4 separate regions of the Homo sapiens genome follow, and regions 1, 3 and 4 are each linked to region 2. A link is a loop called in an ENCODE intact Hi-C map of the cell type or tissue named here. Cell type or tissue: psoas muscle. All regions are shown on one strand. Region 1 overlaps SEL1L2 (SEL1L2 adaptor subunit of SYVN1 ubiquitin ligase). Region 2 overlaps NDUFAF5 (NADH:ubiquinone oxidoreductase complex assembly factor 5). Region 3 overlaps MACROD2 (mono-ADP ribosylhydrolase 2). Region 4 holds the start of MACROD2 (mono-ADP ribosylhydrolase 2).

The links. Hi-C counts contacts between places; a loop is a spot of excess contacts. Peaks named below come from ENCODE experiments on the same cell type or tissue, not always from the same donor. Only the 100,000 strongest peaks of a DNase experiment are listed, where the experiment ranks them.
Region 1: it touches region 2 in a loop (4-fold over the local background); 27 of 110 quality-filtered maps call a loop at or near these places.
Region 3: it touches region 2 in a loop (13-fold over the local background); 92 of 110 quality-filtered maps call a loop at or near these places.
Region 4: a loop joins it to region 2, with 3 times the contacts of the local background. A loop is called at or near these places in 5 of 110 quality-filtered maps.

The regions. Positions count from the first base shown.
Region 1 is chr20:13,947,883-13,955,882 of GRCh38, reverse strand. All of the region lies in intron 2 of SEL1L2 (SEL1L2 adaptor subunit of SYVN1 ubiquitin ligase), which reads left to right. Among named protein-coding and RNA genes, the nearest start is that of SEL1L2, 39 kb to the left of the region's middle. In psoas muscle, no CTCF peak of the experiment used is centred here; no DNase peak of the experiment used is centred here.
Region 2 is chr20:13,816,793-13,824,792 of GRCh38, reverse strand. NDUFAF5 (NADH:ubiquinone oxidoreductase complex assembly factor 5) reads right to left here. Exons shown (of 11, transcript NM_024120.5): 10 at 7,836-7,918; 11 at 3,213-7,675. The coding sequence ends at 7,583. Among named protein-coding and RNA genes, the nearest start is that of NDUFAF5, 36 kb to the right of the region's middle. In psoas muscle, a CTCF peak has its summit at 4,456 (motif pointing left); a DNase peak (open chromatin) is centred at 4,352; H3K27ac peaks cover 1,944 bases.
Region 3 is chr20:14,052,096-14,060,095 of GRCh38, reverse strand. All of the region lies in intron 2 of MACROD2 (mono-ADP ribosylhydrolase 2), which reads right to left. Among named protein-coding and RNA genes, the nearest start is that of MACROD2, 61 kb to the right of the region's middle. In psoas muscle, a CTCF peak has its summit at 4,768 (motif pointing right); no DNase peak of the experiment used is centred here.
Region 4 is chr20:13,992,930-14,000,929 of GRCh38, reverse strand. MACROD2 (mono-ADP ribosylhydrolase 2) reads right to left here and starts at 5,414. Exons shown (of 18, transcript NM_001351661.2): 1 at 5,121-5,414. The coding sequence starts at 5,166. It also overlaps a transcript of SEL1L2 not described here. In psoas muscle, a CTCF peak has its summit at 4,904; DNase peaks (open chromatin) are centred at 4,959 and 5,559; H3K4me3 peaks cover 2,217 bases; H3K27ac peaks cover 1,448 bases.

The sequences.
Region 1 (8,000 bases), 130 kb before region 2:
TCTTCTAAGTTGTGGACTGTCTGAGGTCCTAAATATTAGATTGGTGCAAAAGTAATTGTGGTTTTTGCCATTACTGTCAATGGTAAAAACTGCAATTACTTTTGCAAAATATTAAGACACAAAGAGCAGAGACCCACCTGGCTTATAAAGTCACAGATGCTTATTAAACGTTATCAATCTTATGATGTCTTTGCACATTTTGGAAGTAGGGGATTCAAATTTTCAGTTTATTCTCAACCCAGCAATGATTTACTCCTGTAAATATGTCAAGTAAAGAAGTGAATTTCCATCTCACACTGAATGAAACCAAAGCATTACAATGGCTTGCTTATTAGGCTCTATGGTCTTGCCCTCGTGGTTTTTTTTCTCTGATATCAGCTCCTACTACTGTCTTCTTGATGTTATTGCATATACACTGGACTCCATGCTGTTCCTCAAAAACCCCAGGCATGTGCCCCCCTTTCGTGTTCTCTCTGCTTGGAATACCTTTGCACCCAGATGTCCATAGGGCTCCCTTCCTTCACCTTCATCTTTTCAGAAGGTTCTTCCCTGGACCTTCTCTAAATTTACAATCACTCTCTAAAATTGCAAATCCTGTCAAACACCTTCTTCTATACCCCTTCCCTGCTGTATTTTTCTTCTCAAAATTATCACCATGCAACATACAGTATTTTATTATATTTGTTGTCACTCTCCCTCCACTAAAGTACAAACTCCATGAGAGCAAGGGTTTTGTTTGTGGTGTTCATTGCTGTTATCCCCAGCCAATAGAACAGTGCCTGGTACATAGCAGACACTCAATAAATGTTTATTGAATTAATGAGTAAATCTTAAATCTAAATGGAGGAAGTAAACTGAGAAATATTAATACAAATTAAAAACCCCTCTGTACATTGCAACCTTTTCTAAACCCCTCTGAATATAGCTCCTCTCTTATCACTATAACTACCACATCCCATAATTAGCAGTGGGATTGTTATTAGCAGAAATAGATGTGAGCTTCACCTAAATCTCAGTTTGTCTTCAGGCAAGTGGAGAATGAAGGAACATCCATTTCTTCAGGTCATCTTGCTTTCTCTTGTGGGCTCTTGGCATCTTGCAAGTCAGTGCCTGCTGAATAACACCTAAAATGGCCTTTGGAATCCTCTTACTGCTTGAGAACAAGGATGCTGCCCAGACCCATAAGCATCTACCCAATGCCCAGCATTAGAAGATGAGACCTCCAGAGTAAAGATGGGAATAGGCCCCTTCCAACCTTGTAAAGCCTGGGACAAAAGAAAACTAAGAACTATTCTAAGATATTTCAGAATATTAGAAAGTAAAACAAAACAAAACACAATACAAAACAAAACACTACCTTTGTGTCAAAGATTGGGGTAAATGTTCCAGGGTAGCCTGTTTGTAGATTGTATATCTCACTCAATTCCATTGGCCCAAGCACAGATGGCAGAAGTGAAAAGCCCAAAGTCTGCAAACACCTCTACTGCAAAGTGCCCATATATGCATGCTATCCTACAACCAGAATAGAGTATCCTCAGCTCACTGAACTTACCATAGTGTTACATGACTCCTTGGCAATGAGCAGGATACTATTTGGCTGAAAGCACCCTCTCTCCATCTCTACCCCCAATGTAGGCTTGGCAAATTCTGGTTATCTTCCATAATAATTACCATTTACATTATAATTTTAAAAACACACTCACCTAAGTGGAGCTGCTCTTTCCATAGTTTTTCTCTCTTTCTGGCTTTACGACTCTACAACTTCCAAAAAAAAAAGTCATCTACTCCTCCATTCCCCGACAAAAACTTTTTGAAAACACACATACACACATGAAAAAAATGTTTAAAGATAATTTGTCTTGTGTTAAGGATCTAATTTTTTCAGGAGTTCTGTGTGCTATTTCCTTCCACATTAAAGAATGATCCTGATTACAGAGGTAATAAACCCCCAGGTATGTAATGTACCATCGGGAAGTAACTGAGGCCCCCTAAGGGAGCAACTCAAGTATATGGCTGAGGGACCATTTTTGTTGTAGGACTTTCTCCTTAGTTCAGCTAAAAACAGGGTCCTTGTCACACGACCATGAAAAATTAGGCTTGCAGACACTTTGAAGGGCGAGAAGGGCAGGGTTTATTGGGTGAAAAGGAAAAAAGGTGGGGAAACAGGGACTTTCAGCAAAGCGAGAGAGTGTACTTCCTGCCAGTGGGCTCACAAATTAAATCCAGGTTACCAACCCCGGAATAGGAGAATCCAGACTCTTCCTCCCTGCAAATGGCAGGAACTTCCCAAGGATTCACCTCATTCACCCAGTATGCAGCCCAGTTGGAGTTTCTCCAGGGACCCTTTTACACCTGGCTGTCTCATTCCCCCCTCTGCAGAAGTACATCTAACTGCTGTTAAAATAAGGATAAGGATAAGGACGAAGACCGATCTTAACTGCTTCCTGCTGACAGGGGGCGCTGTTCTGGGGGAATGGCATTGGAGCTCCCTCAGAGGTCTAGCTAGCTAAGGGTACCCGGCAGAAAGGGCCATCCTCCAAAGCTCCAGTTGCATGACCATTTGGAGTTTGATAGCCTGAAGGTGAGAAGAGACAAACCAGGTTATTAGAAAACACGTATCAAAACGAGAAAAAAGGGATGGGTAAGGACACATCAAAAATCCCAAGGCCTTTTACCAGTTTGCACAGGGAGAGGGAGGCCAAAAGCCCGACTGTAAAAAAAACTTTTACCCTTTTGCCAGCATATCAAGCTTCTGGGTTCCCTTCCCCTGAGCCCAATCCTAAGCCAACCAGTCTAAGGTTTGGGAAATTAACTTTTCCCAGTTTGGAGGATGCATCTGACAGGAGTGTCCTGAGTACAGAGACAAAATTACCTATCAGTGAAGAGAGGAAAGAGGAGGAAAAAAGAAGGCTTTCACTGCAAGCCTCCCAGGTTTAAGCGATTCTCCCGCCTCAGCTTCCAGAGTAGTTGGGACTACAGGCACACGCCACCACACCCAGCTAATTTTTATATGTTTAATAGAGATGGGGTCTCACTATGTTGGCCAGGATGGTCTTGATCTTTTGACCTCGTGATCTGCCCGCCTTGGCCTCCCAAAGTGCTGGGATTACAGGCGTCCAGGCACCGCGCCCAGCCAAGGAGGCTTTTTTAAAAAAGGAGTCCCAGGGGTTCAGGATGCATTCAAAAGGGGTATAGATTGAAGATGAATGGCTACCCATCTAGAAAGACGGGAGCAGGCATCCCTGGTTCCCTTCTCTTCCTAGCAATACCTGGGGTATGTGAAGGAGAGAAGGAAGAGTGTCCTCTTTCCCTCTTCTGTCCTTGAATCATCAAGTCCCAGTGAACTTAGCAGGTGCCATCCATAGGTGCCAAAGTAGCTTGCACCCATGAAGCAGGGAGGGCCTAGATAATAGGAATTAGCTGCTCTCACCTATGTCTCTATCCCACCTACTATCAGTAGCCTTGGAGTTCCCTAGACCTCATTTATGCCATGGATACTAGCATGACCCTTATCCATGAAATGGGAGGCTTGGCTTTATTGGCAGGAATTAGCCCTGCTTACCTGCACTGTCTTTTAACCTCTGTTGTTGTCTGCCTCTGGATTCCTTAGATCCAGTTTTCTTTCCTAGGGCTTTGACCTGAAGCTTGGAATTGAGTTTGGGAAAAAATGTGTCTTGGTAGGGGTACATGGACTCCTTATCAGAAGCCAAATGCTGAGGTGAAGGTGTGGAATTGAATCCTCCTCCAACAAGGGAGAGAAAAGCATGTCTTGTGACATGCCCAAATAACTGGTGGCTATAGTTATGCTTGCTAAGATTTGGGTGCATGGTGCTTGGCTTTGGTTAGCTCCCTTGGTCTTCCTTTCCCAGAAAGGAAACCTCTGCGTGATGAGTATCCTGTTTATTTCCATCACCTGGCAGGATTTGCAGGATAATTGCTCAGAACTAGAATATTGATCCAGATTTTTACATTACCCATCCCTTTTGTTCTTTCTGAGCTGCAGCTGGAGATTGCTTGGTTGGTTGATTGATTGGTTGGTTCACAGGAACAAGCAGGGGTAGTCTAAAAATATAAACAAAAAAAACAACTAATGAGTTTAGAATTTAATGACAAATGTATGATGAGTTTTGAAATATAATTTCTCTCTCCAGTCCTCATTTTTGTTAAAAAACAATCATGATAGGACTGAGTTGTTTGCAAAACAGATTATTTGCATAAAGTACAGCAAGAATCACTATTTCTACATAGGCTAGATTTTAGTCTTTTTTTTTTTTTTTTTTTTTTGAGACAGAGTCTTGCTCTGTGACCCAGGCTGGAGTGCAGTGGCATGATCTCGGCTCACTGCAACCTCCACCTCCCGGATTCAAGAGATTCTCCTGCCTCAGCCTCCCCAGGCTGGGACTGTAGGTGCGTGACACCATGCCCAGCTAATTTTTTGTATTTTTAGTAGAGACGGGGTTTCACTGTGTTTCGATCTCCTGACCTCGTGATCCATCTGCCTTGGCCTCCCAAAGTGCTGGGATTACAGGAGTGAGCAAATACACTGTATTTTCTTTCTAATCAGTATTTTCTTTCTTTCTTTCTTTTTTTTTTTTTTTTTTTTTTTGAGACGGAGTCTCGCTCTGTCGCCCAGGCTGGAGTGCAGTGGCGCTATCTCGGCTCACTGCAAGCTCCGCCTCCCAGATTCACGCCATTCTCCTGCCTCAGCCTCCCGAGTAGCTGGGACTATAGGCGCCCGCCACCACACCCGGCTAATTTTTTTGTATTTTTAGTAGAGATGGGGTTTCACCGTGTTAGCCAGGATGGTCTCGATCTCCTGACCTTGTGATCCGCACGCCTCGGCCTCCCAAAGTGCTGAGATTACAGGTGTGAGCCACCGCGCCCGGCCTCTAATCAGTATTTTCTTTCTAATCACCTAACTTCAGGGTCGTACTTCTCCAAATGTTTCCTTTCCCTTCATCTTAACTGAAACCTAGTTGTCTCCTGATGACTTCTTCCCCTGTAACCCTTTCAAGCATTTTCTAACACAGTCCACTTATATTGGTTCAGGATAGGGTGGTAGGTATCCTTCTCCCTCCCTATTGCCACATTCTCATTGGGAAAGTAGTAAGAGATGAAGATAGAAACGTAGCTCGTGGTCTTTCTCTCCCAGGAGCAGAGAGCTCCTGTCTACATTGGAGATTTCAGTATTCATGAATCGTAGCAGCTCAGTTTCATTACTTACATCTTCTTGCTTCCAATAGTCCCATCCTCCTTAACACTCCCATGGTCATAATCTAAACTGTGCCTGTTCCAGATGAAAATTTCAGGTATCCAAGTCTCTGATGGCCACTGATATCTTTCCAGGTTGTTCCATAAATGCTTCAATCCCACCAGGACCTCAAATCGATTTGCCCTTTTTACTGCTCATTGTTCCCCTCACATGCTCATTTCCCTTATTACTTGGCTGAAAGTTGATACCTCATCACCCCAGGACCACAGGATCTTTTCCAAAGCCTGTGGGAACAAAGCTGTTTCAGAAATTAGGCTTTAAAAAATTGTGGTCAAATATACATAACATAAAATTTAGCATTTTAACAATTTTTAAATGTACAGCTCAGTAGTGCTAATTACATTCACACTGTTGTGCTACTAATCTCCAGGACTCTCCATCTTGTAAAACCGAAACTCTATATCCATTAAAAAAAAACAAAAACCTCTCCATTCCCCTCTCACCCCAGCCCCTGGCAATCAACATTCTACTTTCTGTCTCCCTGAATTTGACTACTTTAGGTACCTCATCTAAGTGTTCATACAGTGTTTTTCTTTTAATAGTTGACTTATTTCACTTGGCATAATCTCCTCAAAATCTATACATGTGTCAGAATTTCCTTCCTTTTTAAAGCTGAAATATGTAATCATAGTTCATTCATTCATTCATTAATGAATGCTGATTGCTTACACATTTTGGCTATTGCAAATAATGCTGCTATTAACATGGGCATACAAATACCTCTTCAGTACCCTGTTTCAATTCTTTTGGGCACATACTCAAAAGTGGCAATACTGGATTATAAAGTAATTCCATTTTTAATTTGTTGTCTGATCATCATTTGTTTTCCACAGTGGCTGCACCATTTTACATGCCCACCAATAGTCCACAAGTGTTCTAATGTCTCCAGCACTTGTTCTTTTTTGTTTGTTTGGTTTTTTTTGTTGTTTGTTTTTTGTTTTTTGTTTTGAGACAGAGTCTCACTCTGTTGCCCAGGCTGGAGTGCAGTGGCACGAGCTTGGCTTACTGCAAGCTCGGCCTCCTGGGTTCATGCCATTCTCCTGCCTCAGCCTCCCGATAGCTGGGACTACAGGCACCTGCCACCACGCCTGGCTAATTTTTTGTATTTTTAGTAGAGATGGGGTTTCACAGTGTTAGCCAGGACGGTCTTGATCTCCTGACCTCGTGATCCGCCTGCCTCCGCCTCCCAAGGTGCTGGGATTACAGGCGTGAGCCACCGCGCCCGGCCTGTTGTTTTGTTTTTATAGTAGCCATTTGAATAGGGTGTAAGGTGGTGGCTCATTGAGGTTTTCATTTTTGTTTTCCTAATGATTGGTGATGCAGAGCAGATTTCCATGGGCTTGATGTCCATTTGCATATCCTCTTTGGAAAAATGTCTATTCAATTCATTTGCTCATTTTTTAATTGAGTTTATTATTTGGTGAGTTGTAGAAGTTTTAAAATATATTCTGGATATTAACTTCTTATCTAATTTGCAAATATTTTCTCCCAGTCTGTGGGTTGTCTTTTCACTCTGTGGATAGTATCGTTTCATACACAGGAGTTTTAAATTTTGATGTAATCTAATTTATCAATTTTTATTTTTGTTGCCTGGGCTTTTGGTGTTATACGAAAACTGACCCAATAGTTCCATAGATAGTTTTTTGGATAAACATAGAAATTGACCCTTCTGGTCTTAAAGCTTGAAACTTATATTTGTTTTATCTGAGTTCTGTTCATTTCTTCTCTGCTATATAAACCCTCGGTTTCAGTTGGTCAGGGAGACGGATTTGAGACTGATCCTCATTAAAGCCTTCTTCCTTGGCAATACTAGTTGTCTCAATCACTGGTTTTCTGTGCAGTGGCTTTCTGTGTGGCATGCAGTAGGGCCTAGACCAAATCCCTGATGTTTCAGTAACAATAGCCAAGAAATCATTACCAAATCCAATGTCATGAAAATTTTCTCCTATGTTTTCTTCTAAGTATTTTATAGTTTTGTGTCTTGTATTTAGGTCTTTGATACATTTTGAGTTAACTTTTGTATATGAAATAAGGTAAGGTCCAATTTCATCCTTTTGCACATGGCTATCCAGTTTTCCCAGCACATTTTGTTGAAAAGACTGTCTTTCTCCACTGAATGGTCTTGGCACTCTTTAATATCATTTGATCATATATGAGAAGCTTTATTTCTGGGCTTTCTATTCTATTCCATTGGTCTATATGTCTATCTTTGTGCCGCACTCTTTTGACTATTGTAATTTTGTAATAGGTGTTGATATTGAGAAATTTGAGACCTCCAACTTTAGTCTTCTTTTTCAAGATTGTTTTGGATATTCAGAGTCCCTTGAGATTTCATTTGAATTTTAGAAAAAATATCTCTATTTCTGAAAAAAAAAAGCCATTGGGATTTTTATAGGGATTGCATTAAATCTATAGATCGCATTGGATAGTATTGACATCTTAGAAATATTAAGACTTCCAATCTATGAACACAAGGTGTGTTTCTGTCACAGGATCCTTGGAGTGTCACTTTTCCAGCTGGAAGCCTCTGTGGCTGGTGGCACCTTTGCCCAAGTTTTGCTCAGACCTGCTGTGCTCATTCTGGCCACTTGGCCTGGCAGGCTGCACTTGGCTCATGCTACCAGCCTGGACCCCACAACTGCCAAGGGCGAGCCAAGCATGGAGTGGTGAAGGGTGCATGAGTGAGCACGGGGTCCAGTCACTGTGCACAGCCAGGCACACCAGCTGC
Region 2 (8,000 bases):
CAGCAGTTGAGTAACTAAACACAGGTACGCTAGTTAGTGGTAGAAAGGGGATCCAATGGGAGGGTGTGACTTCAGAACTCATGCTAATCTTAGCCACTACTCCACTGGGCCACCCTATATCTAATAATAGGTGAACATCTTGTCTGGATGGGAATCTACCCTGCCCCATGACATAATGCCGTCAGCTGCGCTGCAGGCCCTGCTTTGACCTCACATCATGGTTCTAGGCTTACTCTCTAAAGTCAGGCCCTTCCCTGTCTCTCAGTCCCAGCAATTGTATTTCTGCCCCATCATTCACATGCATGTCTCTTTTTCCTTGGGACCCAGATTCCTCTGAGATAGGAGTCTAGCTTTGAATCCCAATTGAGTGGCTGATCCTTAGAATTTGCAGCTGAACGTGCCTGATGCTAGCTGCCTGTTCTTCCGGTCTCCTGCTGTGCCGTGCTCACAGGGGTCATAGTGACTCTATCTGGGCTTTCCCTGGGGCTGTTGGAACCCTGGTTATTGCAGTGCCAATGCTCAAGGAAGCTAAACAGTTAGCTGAAGAGGCAGAATTCATGAACAGGAAATGATGTACAAAGTGCTAAAGGAGATGGAACTAACCAAAGTTCAAGATGGCCTGGGACAAAAAAAGAGCTGGATATGAAGGGTGACAGCTCCCAGTAGAAGGGACCCAGAAGAGTTTGGAGTGCAGGCAGTTCTGCAGGGACAAGGATTCAAGGACGGGGCTGAGCAAGTGTTGGAGACAGTGGGTGCAATCACCTGACTGGTTCTAATATGCGGCTGGAGTGTTCAAGGGTATGGTGGAAGGGAGGATGTGAAGAAAGGCTGGGAGCTCACAGAAGGTTTTGACTTGCAAAGAAGGCAGCACACTACAATCATTAATTGTACTGTTCCCTTCACATACAAGACTGAAGTCAAAATTGTCTCTGTCACTTATGTGACCTTGGAGAAGTCACAACCTAAGCCTGTTTCCTCATCTAACAAATGGGGACAATAGTACTAATATCTCATAGGGAACTGAGGATGAAATGTGAATTGAGAATGGATATCTAAGGCTTAGCACACTGCCTGGTGAGAGCACAGTAAGGGCGCCTTCAAGAGGGCTTTACCAATCCGTAACAACTGTGTACAGGTTCAAAGAAGCCTCCTTTGTGGAGAACCATGAGTGTTCAGCTGGCTCCTCAGGAAATTACATGGACAACCAGTACTTTCGTATCTATTTCTTCACTTGGCCCTCCAGAGTGCTGCCACCTGAAGCCTGAGCATTTCCTGTTCTGCAGCCAGGACTTGTCACCTAGACAAGTAACTGGGAACTTTGTGCAAAACTAAGGGACACTTCCCAAATGCTGAATGCTTGGTGCCTATGAGAAAATGTCATCTTCCATGGAAAATATAGAAGGCTATCCATGCTGGACATATAAGGGTCTGGGGCCCTCCTTTGTGACCCAGAAACTTAAAAATGAAAATGCATTCTTTGGCGAGGCACGGTGGCTCACGCCTGTAATCCCAGCACTTTGGGAGGCCAAGGCAGGCAGATCACCTGAGGTCAGGAATTTGAAACCAGCCTGGCCAATGTGGTGAAACCCTGTCTCTACTAAAAATACAAAAATTAGCCAGGCATGGTGATGCAGGCCTATAATCCCAGCTACTTGGGAGGATGAGGCAGGAGAATCACTTGAACCCGGGAGGCGGCGGTTGCAGTGAGCCGAAGTGGCACCACCGCACTCCAGCCTGGGCGAGAGAACAAGACTGTCTCAAACAACAACAACAAAATGCATTATTGAGCTGGGCATCGTGGCACATGCCTGTAAGCCCAGCTCCTTGGGAGCTTAAGCCCAGGAGTAAAAACAAAAACAAAAAAACCCAAAAAACCCCAGCATGCTGACTCACTTTTTAAAGATTAAGGGACCCAAAGTAAATCATGCTGTGCTTCCTTCTTAAATCTTATCCTCAGGGGAAGTCAAAGTCTACTTTGAAGGGAAAAGAAGTCCCCAAGGTCAACAGAGTCTGAGAAACTGTAAAGATGGGAGGGCTTCCTGTCCACTTTGCCTTGGGACCCAGGTTCTGGGGTCAGGCTGAAAAGCTCCTCTGAGATCATCCTGTCCAATGGCTCGCAACCATTTCCCACCTCTAACATGAGCTCCCTCTGGCTGTGACTCTCAACCAAGGAGAGAAAGGTGGAAGTGTTTGAAAAAGCCCTTCAGGAACGTGAAAGGCAGGCTGGTAGCCTCCTTTGAGACTCACCAATTAGCAAACCTGTAATTTTACAGATGAAGATATTGAGGTCAGAGAGATGGAGTCTGCCCCAGCATTAGGAACAAACAGGACCAGCACTAAACCCAGACCACCTGACTCCCAGTCCCCGACCTTTCTTTGACTTCCATAGTTTTTTATGGCAGACTGGCAAGTCTTTCTTTGGAATTCTCCTCTTCCCAATCTCCCACTCACAATCTGAGCACAAACACTCTGAGCACAAAAACAGTACACCTGGTAAGTGTTCCTGATATTCTACCACCAGACCTGTTCTGACAGAACTAGCAACGGGCATCCTGGCCAAACGTGTGATTCCTGAATGAAGAGTCTAGACACTGGCCGGGTTACAATGGCCACTTTCAAAGTGCAGGCAATTTACTTTTGCCTGGTTTTAGCAGTGACTAACAATGTACGATCAAGTCTGGCTTTAAAGAGTCCTTGTTATTTCCACATCCTTGTACTCATTTGTGAGCCTGGTAACAAGTATGCAGTGTCAACAGTCCATCCTAATGAGCTGTCGCAACTCAACAGCTACGGCAGAAGGGAACTGGCTGAAGAATCTGTGTGCAGTTATGTAGCTCACTGAATTCTCATGGTCTTCCCAAATTCTCTGATTTCATTTGGAAATTAGCCCATCGAGGCTTCCAAAAAATTTATCCTAATATTCCCAGGAAAGAAAATTTGAGGCCTACTAAACTTAATGTGGGAAGTTAGTTCCATTTCAAGATATCATGGAATCAAACCTCCAGGCAAGAGCATTTCAGGTCTGGTGTTCTCTGAGAACAAAAGTAATACAGTTTATGTTAACTTTACCTAATTGTAAATAAGGGGGCTATGTTTTATGCTGAAAATAACAACTCAGAATACCTTGCCCACCCTAATACACCTCCTGAAGACAGTGTATCGCGTATCAGTTATCTATTGCTGTGTAACAAATTACTCTAAAACACAGTTGCTTAAACCACAAACATTTATCATCTCAGTTTCTGTAGATAAGATATTTGAGAGTGGCTTAGCTAGGTGGTTCTAGCTCAGGGTCTCTCATGAGGTTGTGGTCAATGCATTGGCTGGGACCACAGTCATCTGAAGTTTGGGCCTGGAGAATTGCTTCCAAGATGGCTCCCTCACATGGCTTTTGGCTGGAGGCCTCTGCTCCTCACTTCTAGGTCTTCTCCATGGAGTTGAGTGGCCTTACAATATGGCTGCTGGCTTTCCCTAGAGTGAAGGATCCAAGAGAGAGTAAGGAGGATGCAATGCCTTTTATTACCTAGTCTCAGAAGTGACACACCATCTATTTGTTGGAAGGGAATCACTAAACTCAGCCTGTACTTAGAGGGGAATGAAGTGTCCCGTCTTAAAGAGAAGCATATCAAAAATTTGTGGATAGATTTTAAAACCACCACAGATGGCAAAGCATTATTTTCTTATTTGTTAACAGTAACTTATCAGTGTTCACCCCACCTTCTAGTATTTTCAAATTGATGTTTTTTAAACCAGCATGGTAAAATAACTGTCATGTATGTATTCAGGTAGAGAATTAAAATATACCAATATCTGAAAAGGCAAGTCTGCTTATGATAAATTTCCTGAAGATTAATTTCACATCATTAACCACAACCCCTCCCCAAAAAAGCTCAAAATATTTCTTAAGCAAGAGAGGCTAATGGTAACTTACAAAGGAACAGAATAATAATCACTGCATCAACTATCTTTCTTTTTTCCAAATATCTACTAATATTCACTTCTTTCCTTCACAGAAGCCAATCCACGGTAAAATACTTTTATTCCACTCCTACTTAAGGAATACATAATCAATACAAAAATTGTACTTTTTTTTTTTCTTTTTTGAGACGAGGGTCTTGCTGTTGCCCAGGCTAGAGTGCAGTGGTGCGACAGCTTGCTGCAGCCTTGACCTCCTGGGCTCGATCAATACTCCCACCTCAGCCTTCTGAGTAGCTGGGACCACAGGCTTGTGCCACCATGCCTGGCTAATTTTTTTTTTATTTGTAGAGACAGGGTTTCATCACGTTGCCCAAGCTGGTCTCAAACTCCTGGGCTCAAGCAATCCTCCCGTCTCAGCTTCCCAAAGTGTTGAGATCACAGGTGTGAGCCACTGCAGCCGGCCAAAAAACTGTACATGTCTTTAATGCAGGTCATACTGTAATTGCTTCCACCTAGTGGATGAAAATGGTACTAAAAGAGTTTGAAAAAATATATAAACTTCCCTCACAGGTACTTCATGACTCACACACTTCTGTAACTTTTTACAATCATATCACATACTTGATGTATATAGGTAGCTTACATCTCAATAAATCCTACAAATTCTTCCTATAAAGCAAAAATTCTTTTGTAGGTATACATTTTCATATTTACCTTTGGAATTCTCCAGGCCAACCTGGAATATTGCTAAGAACCAGGAAATAAGCCAAACAGTCTCCTGGCAGCCAACAGGTGTCACGGTGTGCACATACTAGAGCCCTGTCAGACTGACAACTATAAAAGCAGAGACTAGTTGGATGCCTGGCACATGAAACTCAATGAAGATCTGTTAAAGGAACCAATAAAGCTCATGAATTTTATTCCAAAGGAGTCTTTCTCCCAGAACCTAGTTCCTCTTTCCTACCTTAATACAAAAGTCCTAGAAATCTTTCAGTATGAATTCTAATCTTATAGCTAAACAGAGAAGAAATGACTCAAGAAAGTTCATTTTGGTCAAGGTGTTGAGATTGACAACTGACAGCAAGTAAGAAAAGTGCTGGAAAAGACACAAAACCAACCACAGCATTCTTGGGACCAGTCTGGGAAGAAGCAATACAGACAACTTGAGTTTATGATATTATCTGTGGGGTTATCAAGAAATGGTTATTGGCCAGGCCTGGTGGCTCACACCTGTAATCTCAGCACTTTGGGAAGCCAAGGTGGGCAGATCACAAGGTCAAGAGATTGAGACCATCCTGGCCAACATGGTGAAACCCCATCTCTATTAAAAATACAAAAATTAGCCAGCGTGGTGGCACGCGCCTGTAATCCCAGCTACTTGGGAAGCTGAGGCAGGAAGAATCACTTGAACCCAGGAAGCGGAGGCAGCAGTGAGCCGAGATTGCGCCACTGTACTCCAGCCTGGAGACAGAGCGAGACTCCGTCTCAAAAAATAAAATAAAATAAAAAATAAAAAAATAAACCAACAAAAAAGATGATTATTTATCATATACCATTTAAGAATGTAACATTTATGAAAAATTTTTGATAAAGACCTTTTAAAAGTTTCATTGCTTAAAAGGATGAGCTCTTAATCATTTGGAAAATGTGGTTATTCAGAAAAATTAGTTTCCTGAGGGCTCCAAACAATAAAAGCTTAATAGCACACTTCCAGCAGATTTAACTACAAAAATAATTTCACTAGTGTTATACACACTAAAATAAGTGTTTTCACTACAATCACTCACATTAAACAATAAGGGTCCTCAATTAGCTGTGTTTGATTTACTTAATTTTTTTAAACAAATGGAGCTTTTTTTGGGATAGCCAGAGTAGAGTAATCCTTAGCTCCACCCCACCATCCACATATAATTCCGTTGACATTAAATAAGCAAAAGTAATATTCTTGCTTGGAAAATTCAAATTTTACAGGAAGTTTAAAAAGTGAAAAGTACAAGTCTCCCTCCTAGTTTCTATACCCCTGACAGACATTCAAACAGAATGACACAGACACACCCAGTTCCTCAGTCCCCTTCCTCAGCAACAGCCACTTAACACTGAGATGTGTTCTTCAAAAACAAGTATTAGTGCACAAAAACACATGTCCTTTTGGAAATATAGACCCCTGGAATTTACCCATTCCTCCATCATCAGTTTGCACTTTAAAACACAGGGTTTTTGGTGGATTTTTCTTTAGATGAGGTCTCCTCTTTTGCCCAGGTTGGAGTGCCGTGGCACAGACAGCTCACTGCAGCCTTGAACTCCTGCCTGCCTCAGCCTCCCAAGTAGCTGGGACTACAGGCATGCGCCATTGCACCTGGCTAGCGCAGTTTGTTTTTTGTTGTTGTTCTCTCTCTTCAAGTTCTGAAAATTAAGCTAAAAAAAAAAAAAACCCCAAAAAACAAAACGCCAAATTCTACTTCACAGGTTTACTTTGTGTTAAAACAAAAAAGCTACCAAGCGTATCCCAGTTTCAAATATCGATGATTTTTCAAACTGAAGGGAACAATAATTTCTTTTTCTCCTACAAATCTTGGTTTTTAACTATAACTTAGTCTTTCAAAGGGCAAGTTTGTTATATAATTAGTTCAAAATGTAACTGAATATCTACTATGTGGAAAGTCCCATGTGCTACGTACAGGCTAACACACAGCCCCCACCCATGGACAGCTTGTTGCTAATACAGTAAAGGAGGGAAGGAAGGCAGAAGAGAGACTGAGAGGAGACAGAAGGAAATGCTATTATAGATCACTGAAGGCTGAAGATGAGGCTAGGGCAGTGCCCAGGTTAAATGGAAAAGACAGCGAACAGCTAACTGGAAACAAAACACTTAGCGCTCACTCCTGCTTGCTTCTCAGCCTTCTCCCTGCTTCCTCTATGTTCTTCTCACCTATCCTAAGCTGTCTGAGCTTGATTATCTCCAAATGATTTTGAACCCTCCTCGACAACAACAGGACTGTGAACTTGGATTAGGATAATAGTGCTTAAGCCCTGAAATTACAAAGGAAAGCTTAACAATAAACTGATGACTGTGCAGAGACTGTTACATGTGATTCTACTTCTGGTATTCTTTAAAATGTTTTCTTCTTCCCTAAGGTAGGGTGGGGTGTAAAACCATGGTGGTCCCACCCACACCATGGAGATAAAAAAGAAATAAGGTTAAATTCAGATGCTTTAAAAAAAAAGAGTTGAGGAGGGATTTAATAAAGATACATGCTCTTCTAAATTCTAAAACCACATAACTCTGGAGAAGGTGCATATTCATCTGTTCCTCTTCAAGGCAAAGAAAACAGTATGACAAATGAAAAAGGTGTAAAAGGTCAGCATGAGTAATATTTTCCAAGGCATTTACATATGTGAACATTATTTGCAAATATTTTAGGGAAATATTTTCTTTGCTTTTAGGCTGAATCTGCAAAGACACTCAGCAGTATCCTTATGAGAACAGAAACAATATGAAACTGAAATGGTTACTATAGATGTGATATTAGGTTTTCCTAATTATATGAAAAGCCTATTAGTAAATAGCTTAGAGTGCTTCTTGCTTCAAAATATAATAATTTTAGATGTTAAAGCTATCCATTTCTGATGAAAATTCTGGACGACATTAACACTGAATAAATATTTATTGTGATTTTTTCCCCGGTGGCATAAGGTTGTTTATTTTTCCTAGCTCTCCAAATGACACAGTTGCGGAACCTCTTTCAGCTGGTCTTGCCTGAAAATAATAAAGATTAAAGATATTAGAAATAGATAGATAATACACAGCCCCAATTAAAGCCCTTAATGCTGTCTTACATTACCCCTTCCCCCAAGTTAGTAAACAATAATCTGAACACGAACCCACTAAGAAAAGTGATCCATCTTAGTAACGTTACCTGTGACTCATGATATTTCCATCCTATCATGTAATAGATCTGGTATGTAGCAGGTACTGAACCATCTTCATTTCTGTACATTTCTAAAAAGACAATAATGGTTAAAGTCTGAAAAAATGCAAGTAGGAAAAAATTTCTGCTCAATAAAGGTCATGTTCTTCAAAA
Region 3 (8,000 bases), 240 kb before region 2:
AATCTGTAGTCATAACCTATAGTTTTCCACCATATTTAGAGTAAGTTCTAAGCTTATCATAAGCACGTAAGGGTCGAAAAGATTCAACCCATCTTCACCCTCTTTGTTCCAACCCAACTAAAACGCTACCCTAAATGCTGTTCCCTAGATTTACACATGTCTGGGTCTATTACTGACTTCCAAGTTACTAATTCAAATGTCACCTCCTCAGAAAAGCATCCCTCATTATCCTACCTAAAGTGGTCCCTTCTCCTCATTCTAGCATTTTATCTTCTTTATAGCACTTATCACATTCTGAAATTATTTGCTCATCTATTTATCTGTTCTGCGTAAAATGTAAATACTTTGAAAGCAAAAATCCTGTTTCGTTCATGACTATCTCAAATGCCTGACAAAATTCAATCAGTAATATTGAATAAATGTTCTTCCAAAAAATGAAACCTCATCAGGGCATTGGCTAACCCCTCTCCCTGAACCACTCCACCCAGCTTCATGTCCCATCTTATTCAAGTCTCAGCTTATATATTGCTGCTTCAAAAAGGACTTCTCTGACCAACCTAACATAGCCTTAATCCGAACTGCAGTCATTCATTCTGTATCACTTCACCCTACTTATTCCCATCATACTACCCTTCAAAATTTAAAGCATCTTATTTACCTATTTTTGACCATCAACAAGTTGATGAGATCAGGGGTCTTGTCTTTTTCACTTATATTCTTATTTGCCTAGGACAGTGTCTGGTGCTTAGTAGGTGCTCAATAAATTTTTGAGTGAATAATGATTGTAAATATGTTTACAAAAAAGCATATGTCTGAAATTAACTCGAGATTAAACAAAATGCAAAAATAAAAAATTGAAAATAAAGTTTAATCTGAATCACGAACTACATCATTAAAAAGACAGAGGTGAGAGGAAAAAGAATGGGAGAAGTTAAATTGTTTCACCTTAAACTGGGGAAATTAATGTATCTTTAATAGTGTTAATTCAAAAAATATAGGCTCAAATATTTGAAAAACATAGAAATAGTTTTCAGGAGAATTAAAGTTAACCCTCTACACACGTAGAAAGAAAACAGTTTGCATAACAGCAATGAAGCATGAGAAACTAAATGAATAAGCCAGCAGTTAAAATATGAATGAAAATGAATAAAACAGGCCAGACGCAGTGGCTCAAGCCTGTAATCCCAGCACTTTGGGAGGCTGAGATGGGCGGATCATGAGGTCAAGAGATCGAGACCATCCTGGCCAACATTGTGAAACCTCGTCTCTACTAAAAATACAAAAATTAGCTGGGTGTGGTGGCACATGCCTGTAGTCCCAGCTACTCAGGAGGCTGAGGCAGAAGAATTGCTTGAACCTGGGAGGCAGAGGTTGCAGTGAGCCGAGATCACGCCACTGCACTCCAGCCTGGTGACAGAGCGAGACTCTGTCTCAAAAAAAAAAAAAAAAGGTAAAAGGAAAAAAGAAAAAGAAAAAGAAAAATGAATAGAACTCCTCTAGTAAAAGTCAAAGAAAAAAGGAGTCAAAGACTCTCAATATAGGAAAAAACTCCATAAGGAAAAATTTTTTAAAAAAAGAGGGCAAAGATATAATCAACAAATGAAAATAAAAACAAAACCAAAATATAAGAGAAAAAAGTTTCATTTTTTTTTTTGTATTTTTCTAAATGTACCCTGCCATACAGAGGACAGAGAAGAGGTAGGACTGAATGTGAGAACATATAGGCAAACAATTAGCAGAGGGTATTATTCACTGACATTTTCAATAGGTAATACAATCGTGATTAAGTTTCACTGAATTTCTAGTTATTTTAATATTATTTAATAATAATATCCTCACACTAAAGCAGTATTTTTTGCTTACCGTAATTTGAGTTTTATTGAAGCATACATATATGCAGAAAAACTCACAAATCATAAATTTTACAACTCACTGAATTATCTCAAGGTCAGTATACCCATGTAACCACCACCCAAGTCAAGAAAAGGAACACTACTAATACCTAGAAGCCCAATACCACTTCCCAATCCCTATCCCTTCCTCATCCATAAAAGTAGCCACTAACCTGAGGTCTAATAACCAGTTTTGCCTGCTTTTGTATTTTATAGTTTTTAAATTCCTAGTTTTGCCTGCTTTTGAATTTTATATAGGGAATCATACACGGTAAGTATTTGTGTCTAGTTTATTTTGATCAACATCGGTTCATGTAATTTATCTTTGTTGTTGCACGGGGCCGCAATTCATGCATTTTTATTGCTGTACGCATTACTATACAGCACTGAATTAAATCTACCATAATCTGTTTACCCATTTTACTGCTGATGGCCATTTTTGTTTCCAGGTTTCGGCTAATACAAATAATGCTACTTTGAATGTTACTGTGCTTGCCTTTTAGTGGGTATCTGCATGAATTCCTATCGAAGTTGCTGGATATATGTATGTATACACATACCCACAGCTTTAGCAGGTGTTGCTAGTTTTCAGAAGTGATTTTTACAATTTATATTTTCCCACCAGCAGCAAAAAGAGAGGTGCATCGCTCTCCACTTTCTGCTAATACTTGGTACTGTCGATCTTTCTAATTTTAGCCATTCTGCTGAGTGTTAATATTATGTCTTTACAGTTTGAACTGACTGCTCAAATCTCTTTCCCATTTATTCTATTGGGTTGTCTGTCCTTTATACTGATGTAGGAGTTTACATAGTATGGATATAAGCCATCTGTCAGATATATATATTACAAGTATCTGCTGTTACTGTTTTGTTTTTCTCTTATCAGTAACTTTTGATGACAGAAATTCTTGAACTGTCAACAGTCCAGGTTATCAATCTTCCCTTTTATACCTGTGAGTTGTGTGTCCTGTTTAAGAAACATTTTCCTACTTCAAGATTATAAAGTACTGATACTTTCAGTCTGATAGAAAGATGTAAGATATTCTCTTATACTGTCCTCTAGGGGCTTATTTTACTTTTCACATTTAGATCTTCAATCAAATGTGCATGGTGGGAAGCAGGGATCAAGTTTCATTGTTTTTCCCATTTGGATATCCACATGATAAGCAATGTTTAATGAAAAGATTGAATATTTTTAATTGATGAAGAATAAAATATATTATGAAGATATCAATCACAAACTTCTAAGAATCAAATAATGTAGCAATAAAACGTTAAAAAACAATGAGAAAAATGACAAACACACAACAGTAATACAAAACTTTAATAAAATTATCATAAATACATGATAGCTGAAGCACATAAAAAAAAAAAGAGATCTGAATAAATATATAAAACTGTATACCCTTCAGAGGACTCACCTTCTTTGTCAGTGCTTGGGGCACATTTTAAATACTGATCTTATATGTATCACCAAAAAAGATTTTAATTCTCAAAAACCAGAAACTGTACATTCCTTATTCTCTGATTATATTATACTAAAAATGGAAAATAACAATTGTAAACACATACATTTCATCATTTTTAAATACCCTCTTAAGTAACTTTTAGATCAATGAGGAAATTGCAGCTACATTTTATTGAAAATCTAGAAAATAACAAAAACAGCATCTTCTATTATATGGCATTTACTCAAATCTGTAATTTAGAAGCAAATTTAGAGTAATAAAAGCTTTTGCACAAAAAGAAAAATGGAAGTACTAAGTTGTTAGAAAAACCTGGAAGACAAAAAAAACAGGTAAAATTATTTTTTCAGTTAGCAAGCAGAAGAATAAAATTCAAAGGGCCATTGCTTTAAAAAAACAATAAAATACATATATACCTCCAATCTAATTACAATCTAAAAACAGACAACACAAGACATAACATAAATGTAATGATAAAGGGGGTTTTGTCACATATGGAAGTCAAATATCATAAGAAAATTCTATACATAAGTGTTTGCTAATAATTTTTTTAAACTGAACAAAACAGACAATTCTTAAGGAAAACACAAATTATCATATTATCCAAAACCTGAGAAGACCAATAACTATAGAATAAACTGAAAAAGTCATGAAATAAATACCTCTATGAAAGGTCATGGGTAAAATCTAATTATATCATATATTACCCATTTACAATCTGCATAATCAATCAATCAACAGAAATGTCGGTAACACAGTCTGGGGTTCTTATTAAAAACTGGCATCCATTAATTCATTTACTCATTCAACAAATATATATCCAATGAGGACCCTGTGTGTACTGGCCTCTGCTAAATACCAGATACAAATATGTACAAGCCAAACATGATACCTGACCTCTAGAAGTTATAGAACACAAACAAGTAAACAGGTAATTACAACAAATTGAGATGTTATATAAGAGGAGAAGGGACAGGTTTAAAAAAAAAAAAAACAGTACTGATCCCTACTCTCAGCAATGTTGGGGAGAAGAGGGTGGAAGAGACAGCTGGTATATGTTGAATGCCTGCTCTTTGCTGTCTGTGTCAGGTGCCACAAAAAGACATTCTCATTCATTCCCAGTAAGAACTCTGGACAGGTAACTTGCCCTATGCCCAGACTGGTAAATGGACAAGTTTTAAGGATTCATAGTCAAATGTGTATATATATGTATTTTTTTTTTTTTTTTTTGCTCCTGAAACTTCTGATCTTTCCCTAATGCCATTAAAGGAGAATAAGAATAACTAATGGAAGAGCAATAAAAGAGAACACCAAACAAAGGCTGTGGCAAAGGATCAGTAGAGTCAAAAGAGAAAGACTGTAACAGGCTTACAAGTTAATTAATGCATTTTTGGAAATCGATCACTAGAGGGCGGCATTGCAAAGACTATGAATAACAAGTCACAAAAAAAAGAACCAGAGTAAAACTATAAAGAACGCCAATGTGTTTAATCCATTTGTAAGTACTTTTTAGAATGCTTAAAACATTATTTCATGTTTAAGACAAAATAAACGCATGTTTTTCTTTCTTAACCTGAAATGTGTAGAAAATATTTCCTTGGAGTTTCACAAAACAAAGACTACTGTAACATAGTAGATGAGTAAGTCCATAAATACAAAATCTAATTTTATAAACTAGCTTTGGTACAGCAGCTTCTCAGTTTGAAAATAATCATATCGACCTTTATGTTTTCTTTTGTCAACATACTAATATTAACAAAATTAACCCATATAGAACTATTTTCAGAAAGGCAGTCTATAAATAATTATATCATAGAGTCAGGAACCTGAACTTTGAGAAAGTGCCTTTAAATGAAAGGCAAAGACAGATAAATAATTCTTCTAAAATAAAATCACTGCCTGCATGTTCTCATCTCTGAGTACTTCACAATCCAGAGTTTTCTGGCCCCATTGAAATTGTTCTGGACAAATTTACCAGTGGCAATTCTTTACCAAATCTGAAGGATTCCTTGCACTTTTTATGTTTCTACACCTCTCTGTGACATCTGACACAACTGAACATTCTTCTTTAGTGAAACACTAATTTCTTGCATCCAGCATAACCCTCACCATTATACTTTTACTCTATTGGCTCCCTCCCTGGCCACTTTTAAAGTTTAAAAACTTCAAACCTTCTTAAACTTGGGGAGTTTAAAACTCAGCCCTTTTCTATCACATCTTTTCTTTAAACAAATCTTCATTACATGGAGCACTTGCCAAATCTCATTCTCCAGCCAACTTCTCATAACTGTGTGCTAGCTACCTCTGCTTATCTCTGCAGCTCCTCTTCTACCATCCAGCCTTCTACTCTAAGATGTTGCTACAGTAAATGGTCTACAACTTGCACTCAGCTGGAAACTCCCCTCTTGGAGCTCCCCCATCCACCTGCTTTTGGAATTCCTCCTCATCCTTATACATCTTGCTAAATTGTCATACACTCTACAAGTTTCCCCAGTATTCTCCAGGAATCATTCCCATCCTGGTAGCTTTCACTATTGGGTGGATCATACTAGATTCCAAATACTCATTTGGTTTTATTTCCCCACTCAATGTGGTGGGGGAGGCAGAAAAGTAAACAACCAATTACAATAAGTGCTTTAGATAATCCTGAAAGAGTACGATTACATACTAAAAAAATTAAAAACTAAATTTAAAAACCACCCACACAAACCAATTCGCAAGATGGTTTCTATATAACATAGTTACACTCTTAATTTCCAAGTATTAATTTACCGTTTAGGATCAGGGTTTATACCAACACCAAGCTCAACATTTAATAGAAAAAAATCAATATCCTTAATATTACAACATATTTACTATTTAAAAATTTTTATTTTGACATATGCACTAATATAAGGTCTGTTAAAATCTCAAGGAAAAGAGAAAATCATGATTACGCATCACAAAAAGCACAGTTATTTAAGTGTAAAAAATAAAATTTAAGTTCCATCACGCTATCTATGGGAAACAAAATTGAGAAAATTGACCACAATATGAATAGAAATCACCATACTTCATCTTGAAAAATTAGTATTTATTGACAAAAACCCACAATAGTTGGTTTTGAGCACTAAAGAATTTTAAAGTGGAAGTGAAGTACCTTACAAAGCTCTCGTGATAAACACACTGTACTTTTTAGGTTTGGGCAGATGCTATACATTTTCATTCATCCTTGGATGAAATGGAAGCAAAAGTACCTTCATTCACAGAGGACAAAGAGCAGCTCGGATTGTGAGAAGAGTTTATGACAACTGCCCACAGCAGAGACATAATTCCTAGGACTGAAGCACTAGCTGTTTTTCCACATTAAAAGAAGACCAGCGTTTTTCCATCAAGACCCACAAAATTCAATCATTCCTTAATTTACTCCCTTTTCAGTTTTCTACCTTCATTCACTCTAGGAAGGTCTCTTAGAGTTACATATACAACAAAAATACATATTTCTATCACCCTTTTTGTCTGTTTGCCTTCTCTCAAACAGTATTTCTTTTTCCTTCTTCAAAACAGACTTTTCTCAAAGGAGTCTTCAATGAGTCTTTCTTGATTCAAAATGGACTGGAAGACAAGGTGGGATAAAAGGCTCTTTTCCTAGAGCCCAAGCTAGAAAAAAAAAAAAAAAAGAAGAGGAGAAAATAATACAAAATTCTCTCTTAAGAGCAACATTACTTATTTTCACTGAAACAGAAAAGAAAAAAAAAAACTCTACTATTATATGGTTTCATTTCACTTACTTTACCTTGACCAATTTTATGCTCACTTATCTTTGTTTACTTCCACTTAACAGAGTTGTTACAGGAGTAAGTTCCAACTGCTGTAAGTTTTCAAAAACAACTTCCCCACATACTAATGCATACTTTTTATATTATCATTTAAAAAGGACAACAGAATTATGAATTATCAGCAATACAACTGAAGATAGTGTTTCTAAAACTTCAAATAAAAGAATTTCTTAGAAAACCTCTGAGAAATTCCCTGACATATGGTTTGCAAAAAAAAAAATCTGTTTGCAATTTTTTAAGCTGCAGTGAGGCTAGAGCTGTCCTGGAAGCCATTCTCTGAGCTCTTGGCACTTAAGTTTCTGGTATTCTAGAGAAAAATCAGGAACTTAAGACTTAGGGAGCTCCAGTTAATTAACTACTTAATTAAAACGCACAGCATTGTTAACATCTTCATGCCTGAGAAATAAATCAGAGTGTGAAATGGTTAAATAGCCAATTAACATAACCAAAGAAGAGATCATCAACAAGTTAGTTACAAATAAGATTTGTATTAAAAATATTCAAAATATTTAAAATTTAGTACAATTCACAGATCTAAACATTTCCCATTGGTTTCTAAGAGTTATTGATAGCTAATACTATTATGTCAGCATGCTGTGTACCTAAATGTTCCTGATGAATCATATTATCATGTAAATGAGTCTGCAATTCGAAAACTCTGATACAACTTAGTTATGAAGATGACAGAAAAGTTGTACGGGAACAGAAAAAGAAAAAAGACAGAAAGACACTAATATTCTTTCCTAATTTCTCTACCACCCTTGGAAAAGAAGGCCACTGCTCTACCCCAACACACCCATCTTCCTCTTCTCTCCCCCTCCCAA
Region 4 (8,000 bases), 180 kb before region 2:
ATATGGTATGAGAAGAGGAATGGCCACAGAAGTGAAAAGTAGCCGGAAACAAAAGTAAAACAAAACTGTACAGGGACTTGTATGCCATAGTGAGCAGTTTAACCTTTATCCTATAGACTACTAATATTGAAAGTTGATTATGCATTTCCCAGAGGGTGTATAAAACAACCCACTAGGACACAGGAAAACATGCAAATAATTCTATTTACATTCGTTTTTCACCTAAACAAGGAAGAAATATTTACCAATATTCAATGTATAAACTGACACTGGCTTCTTCACTCTGTATGTCAGCTTTCATGTCTCCCATACCATACCAATGGTCTCCACGATGTAGAGAGTGAGAGAGAGAGACAGTTATTTCTCATACTCTGCAATTCTCTTTCAGTGTATCACAAGGTACTGCAGTTTAGATAAATGGATGCAGGGATAGTTAGTATCTAGTTTAAGGTAATCTAACCTTCAAAAAATAACCACTTTAAAAGACTATTTCACAGAAATAAACTACAGAAGTATTAATGTAAGCACAAGTGAACAGAAAATGGGGAACCAATATTTTTCCCACTCCTATAACTAGAACTTCAGCCACATTAGGAGACAAAAAAAAAAGGTATCTTAATCAGAGGTGACATATTCACAAAAATTGAGTTTAAGGTACCTATAGGACATTGAAGAAGTTGAAATCAAGAATCTGGAAATTTAAAGAGTGGTCTAGCCTAGAGACTTTAGAAAATATAACCTAAAATTCTAGTCCTAAAGGAAAAAGAAGAGGGAACGGAAGGAAGCATCAAACCTCAAAACACAGTATTTAGGAAGTGGGCACAAATAGGAAAACAATGAAATAAATCGTAGTTGTCACCATGGGTGCAAGTTCCTGGTACAAGGAAACATTCAGAAAACAGAGTTGTTTTTTTCTTGAGACAGAGTCTTGCTCTGTCACCAGGCTGGAGTGCAGTAGCGCGATATCAGCTCACTGCAACCTCCGCCTCCTGGGTTCAAGCGATTCTCCTGCCTCAGCCTCCTGAGTAGCTGGGACTACAGGTGCACTAAGGGAAATACCACAGACTGCTACAGGAAGGTCAGAAAAAGTGAAAATTACTTAGCCATTAACCTGCTTTTATCAATGTGGTTACCAACAGCATGGAATAAAGAGGAAAAGTGGTTAACAGAGCTGTTTGAGTTGTAATCTAAATGGTGCAAATCTGTAGGTTACTTAACCTCTTTATGTTTCAGTTTCCCTTCGAGGTAAGTAGGCAGGTATTATTCCCAACTTATAGATAAGGAAACTATAAACAACGTCAAATAACTTACCTAAAGTACCACAGCTAGTTAAGCAGTATAAGTAGGACTCAAACCCAGGCAACTGGTATTCAAAGCTCTTAACCTCACAATATTTCGCCTCATATAGTTTCCTACCTCATAGGGTTGTTGTGAGAATTAAATGAGATAATCCATGTAAGCTACTAAGAATAGTACTGAGCATACAAATGGGGCTTAAATATTAACTATTCTTACATGAATACTATCATGACTGTTACTACTGAATGACTTCAGGAACATTAGTTTCATTAGAATATAACGGAAATCCAGAAGACAATGAAGGACTGAGCAAAAGAAGGAAAGTGAGAACAGCAACTCCAAGTTCACGTGAAGCCCTATGAAAGAAAAGTGACTCTAAGGTGGAAGAGATCCGAGCACTGTTACAGGCAATGGAGAGGAACCTGAAGACACCAAGAAATTAAACATACCCAAGAAAGAATACATGATGGTGCAAGAACTCAAAGAAGATATGGGATAAAGAGCACAGCAGAAAGATTCATCTTACACACAAGGAAGAAAAGTCCTTCCTCTAAGATAGAACAAAGTCAAAAGGACATGTAAAGGAACAGACCAATGAGACTATGCAAGAGGATGTTAGGGCTGTTCATATTACATGGCATTTATTTTCTCTGTGAATTTTTTTTTTTTTTTTTTTGAGACGGAGTCTTGCTCTGTCATTCAGGCTGTAGTGCAGTGGCGCGATCTTAGCTCACTCCAACCTCTCCCACCTGGATTCAAGCGTTTCTCCTGCCTCAGCCTCCCGAGTAGCTGGGATTACAGGCGTGTGCCACCACGACCGGCTAATTTTTTGTATTTTTAGTAAAGACGGGGTTTCACCGTGTTCCCCAGGATGGTCTCAATCTCCTGACCTCATGATCCACCCGCCTCAGCCTCCCAAAGTGCTGGGATTACAGGTGTGAGCCACCGCGCCTAGCCCTTCTCTGTGAATTAAAAAGGCAATGTCATCTCTTTAGTATGGGGGATAGGGTCTTGAGAGAACAGGAAACTTGAAGGGAATGGTAAATTTAGAATTATCACATAAAGGCAGAAAAGGGAGATGATTAGCAGTATGCCAAAGCAGTGCTAAAAAAGCTCAGATCACAAATAAAAAATTATTACAATATTACTGAGCAGGTTAAAAGACATTATGAAGCAACTGACAGTTTTTGTGAATGTCAAAAGGTACATACAGAAATGCAACCTGGCCTCTGTTGTTCCAGTTATTTAAAAGTTGAAGTGTGAACACTTAAAAACGAGATCAATTTAAAACAAAACAATGAAATAAGTTGCAATACTTGAAAATGCACATTAGTGGTTCTGAATTAGGACTCAAAATACTAGATCAAACATGTTTATTTAAACATATGTGGTCTTCAGAACTCCTTAATTACTTGTTTAAACAATGAAACATACTGGAGGCCACAAATATATATGCATTTTCTTTGTCATTTCATAAAACTTTTATTTAAAGAATGCTTCACCTTTACAATGAGTCCTTTCTCTGTGAACCAAGCAATTAAGTAGGCAGACCTATTTATTAAATGGTATACTGAGTTAAAAATATGTTTATAGAATGCCTTGACATTTCAATGAGGTAGGTAAGCCTTCCTTTAGCTTTAAAGGACAGCTGCAAAAATACTATACCATCAGCTTCCCAGTGGGCTGAAAGGAAAAAGGTCATGCATCCCATCAGCTTCTCTAATACTAACTATGGTACTAGAAATCCTTAGCTCTTCCTTGGGGGTATAATATATATTTTATATTTAAATATTCCAAACATAGACATCCTGAAAAAAAGAAACACTGAGATATGCATTAAAGTCTTCGTATCGCAGTAACGTTTTCCTTTAACATTAAACTTCATGCAAAAATAACTTAGTTTTGGATAATTACTTGTTAATTGCCTTATTTAATGGTGCATTTGCTTCCTTAGGAAAAAAAATTGGTTATATATTCTCCATTATTAGAAGAAAAGAAATCAAGACATTAAAAAAGATTCTAAAATGCCTGCTGGTCACAGTCCAACTGTGTAGATGTTAAATGAAGGAAACATTATAACGTTATTACTTGAGGAACACTGTTTTTCTATTATGACAGAAAAATAGTTCTTAAGTACTCACTATAATTTCATCAATGATTCATGTTACTGAAAACAATGTCTATGTCTTCCACTGTTTTGCCCTCATTATCATCAATTATACAAAGCGAACATTTCAGCATCATCAATAAACATGGGCATAAATGATTTTTCAGTGCTCACAAGGCAAATCCTTGTTGAAAGTGTGTTGAAACTAAAGTAACTACTACTGAAAAAAACAAAGCAAAATTATTTTACACTACTTTATCTATCAGGCTATTACTCTCGACAGCATTTGATTTATAACACCAGAAGTGTTAGCTCTCTATAAACCCATAATTATTAAAACATAATTAAATGACTAAACTTTCAACATTTTTAAAGATCATTTTAATTGTGTTGTTCGGTTCTATTATTAAATCTTCCTGCAGTAAATTTGAAAAAAAAAATTCCCTCCTCACGCCTTTGTTCGTGCATTGTGGAAGCCGATCCTATATAGTGGATTCTTTTTCCACATTAATTCCCTTTCTTACCTCCACTGTTTTGCCTTCGTGTTCATAAAGGCCGGGACTTGCAATAAAAATCTACAGGTTTTAACGAACTATTAACAAGGAAATCAACTTGATACCTAGTCACCCCTATATCCTTTTGTAAAGATGAGGTACCAGGAGAAATGCGCACTACCCTCAATAGACCTCACCCTTGCTATACAGGTTTTAGTTTATTTTAGCAATAGGAGTGCAAGAAGTTTTTGCTACATTTCTGTAAATAGCTAAAGAATGAAAAGGAAAGAGGTGTGAAAAGGAGGGTGAAAAACGCCAGAGACACTCAAGTTAGAATATTACCAAACTGTGATGGGATAAGCGGGAGATCTTGGTGGGAGACGCTGGATCGTACACTTGTGTTTCTTAAAGAATCAGTGCCACTGTCAATCTAGCTGATTTAGATAAACCTTATACGCACAAAATTCAGAGATGGGTTCATACAGAGTGACATTAGTCACAAAATCTTACTCTGAGCAACTTCAGCCCATGAATGGGGATGGAATACAGAGAAACACACTGTTGGGAGAACAGCCCATTCAGACTTCTCTGAAGGCACTTATCCTCACGGACAACACGCTCGTTTTAGGGCTCCCCTAGAGTTCCAGGTTTCAAAAGTCACGCTGCGGCAGCGAAGGAAGGAAACCTAGACAAGGGGTAAACACCCGATGGTGGGTACGCTTTGCCATTCGGGGGCTGGGGGGACAGGGGCGAGAAGGAAAGAAATGAGGGTGCACGGAGCGCGGAGGCACAGCGGCAGCTGCAGCCTGAGCGCCCGCCGACGGGCACCTGTCCGCGGGACACCCAGGCCGGCAGTGCCCAAGTCCCAGCTGCGGTGCAGAGGAACTTGTGCCGCGCCCGGGGCTGCCGCCTGGGGGTCCCCGCCGCAAGCGAGGCGAACGCAGCACCGCCTCGGGAGAAGGTGACGGGGTGCCGAGGGCAACAGAGAGGGGCGTGCGCCCACACGTGCGCGAGCTGCAGGTGCCCAGGGGCGGCGCGTGCACGCCGGAGTGCGCGCGAGTGTGCGCGTGTGTACACACGGACACCGGAGGGAGGCGGCACCGGCCGGGAGGGCGCGAGGCGGGAGCTCGGGCGGAGGGCGCCGCGGCACACACAGCCTGACCCCCGCCCCCACCCTAACCCCCACCGCCCGCACCCCCAGGACTCGACGGGCCGGTTACCTTTCTCCTCTCTCCACACCTTTTTCTTCTTGTTGCTGGGGTACATGTTGCCGTGGGGGTGGCTGGCTTTAAGCTGCAAGTTCCCCAGGCTCACGGGCAAACAGGGTGTGTGTGGAGTGGGAGGGGTGGGAGGGGGCACTCAGCAGGGAAAAAGTGAAAGAGGCTCTGCGTCCTGCGCTGCTCGCCGCTCGCCGCTCTCCAGTCGCCGCCCTCCTCCCTCAGCCCGCGCTCGGCTCCGGCTCCCACCCGCCTCAGCCCCGCGGACGCCGCCACAGCAGCACCTCAGAGCCTGTCAACTAGGTCACGCCTCGCGCTAACCTAACACCCGCGCAGGCACCGCCTACCAGCCGCTAGGCAGCGCCGCCTCCCATTGGCTGCACTGCCCGCCGCTCTCCGTGTTCTAGCCACGGCGCGCCCCAACTTGGGCCCCAGGGCGCACGCGCAGGCGCAGGCTCGGGCTCGACGCCGACGACGCTAGGGAGCTGGAGGGGGCGGAGCCAGGGAGCGAGGGGGCGGAGCCAGGGAGCGAGGGGGCTGGAGCTGTCCTCGAGACGTGGGCGCGGCGTGAAGCCGACGCCTAGTGGGAGAGGGAGGTGGACCGCGCTTACCGCTGGCCTCTTGGAAGACTTGAGGGCGTGGCCTGTAGAGCCAGGTGCGCCAAGTGACAGGCGAGCTAGCGGAAAGCCGCCTCAGGGACTTGGAGGATGTAGAAGTGGGAGGAGACCGAGGGTCAACACGAATTGTCCGTGCTCACTCCAACTGCCCTGTTGAGGAGGATTTTCACCAGGTAATCTGATGCTTTCCTCTGGGTGGGCAACTAAAAAAGACCAAAAGAAATGAAAGTATTGGCAAATGGTTCCACATCGTATGCAGTTGGCTCCTCAAACCTGTAGTGAAAATTACAAATTTCATTGGAATTTGGTGAAGTTTAGAAAGAACAAATGTAGACTGCGATACTCAAGACGGTTTTAAGAACCAAGAAGTTGCGGACAACCAAAATGTTATATTGAAAACACGTCTTACGTCAAAACAAATCCAGATGCCTGTTAACCAGAGCCGAGTGGTCTTACTTTATTCTACCAATTGCTTAATGTTAAGACGCAGGTCCAAAAAGCTGGCTTGATTCTGGATAATACTCACCTGGCGGGTTCTGAAAATCCAGTTTCACTAAAGTCCGCCACATGAGTAGGGTGACCTATAATTTAGAAGTTTGGTACCCTCCCCCCAAATTTGTTGTGTTTCTATATATCAGATCATCTTCAAGGCTAATTGAGTGGATGTTGTAAATCCACATTTATTTGGCAGTTTGGGTACTTGTTATATATATTGGGCAAATAATTATTTGGAACACATTTTTAAAAAATAATAGAAGAGAAAAGGAAGAAAGGGGGGAGGCCCCAAAAAGAATTGTAAAGAATGGAATATTTTTAGTAGTAGGACACTCTCATAAGGATGATTCACAACATGGTAAGGTAATTTTTGTTTTGTCTTTTTTTTTTTTTTTTTTTTTTTTTGAGGCAGAGTTTCACTCTTGTCCCCCAGCTGGAGGGCAATGGCTCCATCTCAGCTCACTGCAACCTCTTTCTGCCAGGTTCAAGCAATTCTCCTGCCTCAGCCTCTGGAGTAGCTGAGATTACAGGCATGCGCCACCATGCCTGGCTAATTTTGTATTTTTTTAGTAAACATGGGTTTTCACCGTGTTGGCCAGGCTGGTCTTGACCTCCTGACCTCAAGTGATCCCAAAGTGCTGGGATTACAGGCGTGAGCCACCGTGCCCAGCCTGTTTTTCTTTTAATGCTGTGAAATACGAAAAAAAATAGATTTGGGATAAATAAAGAAGGCTTCAAGAAGGAAGTGACATTTGAGCTAGTAATAAAAATATGTACTTATTTATTGGCACTAGAAATAGAAAGAGGTCTTTGATTAGAGACATTACCAGGGAAGAATAAATAAAACCTGATAATGCAATAGATTTTGAAAGAAAGGTGAGGAAGAAAAGAAAAACATTTCATAGGATGGGTAAGGGGGCAAAATAGCAATGCTAATATTAAGCAATATGGGAACAGTTGCAGATTTTGTAGAAAAGATATTGACTTCTTATGTAGAAATGTGAAAGGTAAGACAAGTACATCATACTAGACACCTTCCCTTCAACAGAGAAGCTGTTTGCACTCCAGCCTCCAGCCAGTCCTTCCACATGTGCTTTCTTAGGAACATTACACTATTGATTATCTTTTCTTTCATGTCAGCTCAAAGAACTGGAACTTTTATTGTGTGAAAGCACATTAAAAGTATGTAGAGGGCATTTGTTCCAGCATTTAGTATTAATCACTCTGACAAAATACCATTATCATTCAAAACTGTTAAATATTTAACATCCCTAAAGTACTTGAAATGTGCCGTGTACCAAACTGAACTCATGCTCCTTCTCCCAGTTTTCCCCATCTCTTCGAATGGCTCCATTACCCGTTTAGTTGAAAAATCTGGAAACCTAAGCACCATCCCTGGTACCTCTTATAACTTCACTCTCATATCAAATCGGTTGCTATACCTACGCAATTTTATTGAGCGGTCTGTATAAGTCTGGAATCACTACTTTCCAACAGCATTGCAGTAAACTTAGTCTGAATTTAGCTGGACTATTGCAAAGACTTCCTAAGTGGCCTTCATGCCCACTGTTGCCCCTCTTCTGTCCATTGTCTAGACTGCATCTAGTGATACCTTGTCAGAAGTGATCACGTCTTCTCACTTCTGTAAGTCATTCAATGACTTTCTGGTGGTCTTTACTATGGACTGACTTACGTGCACCCAAAATTCATATGTTGAAGCCCTAATCTCCAATGTGACTAAATGTGGAGATTAGGTCTTTACGAAGTAATT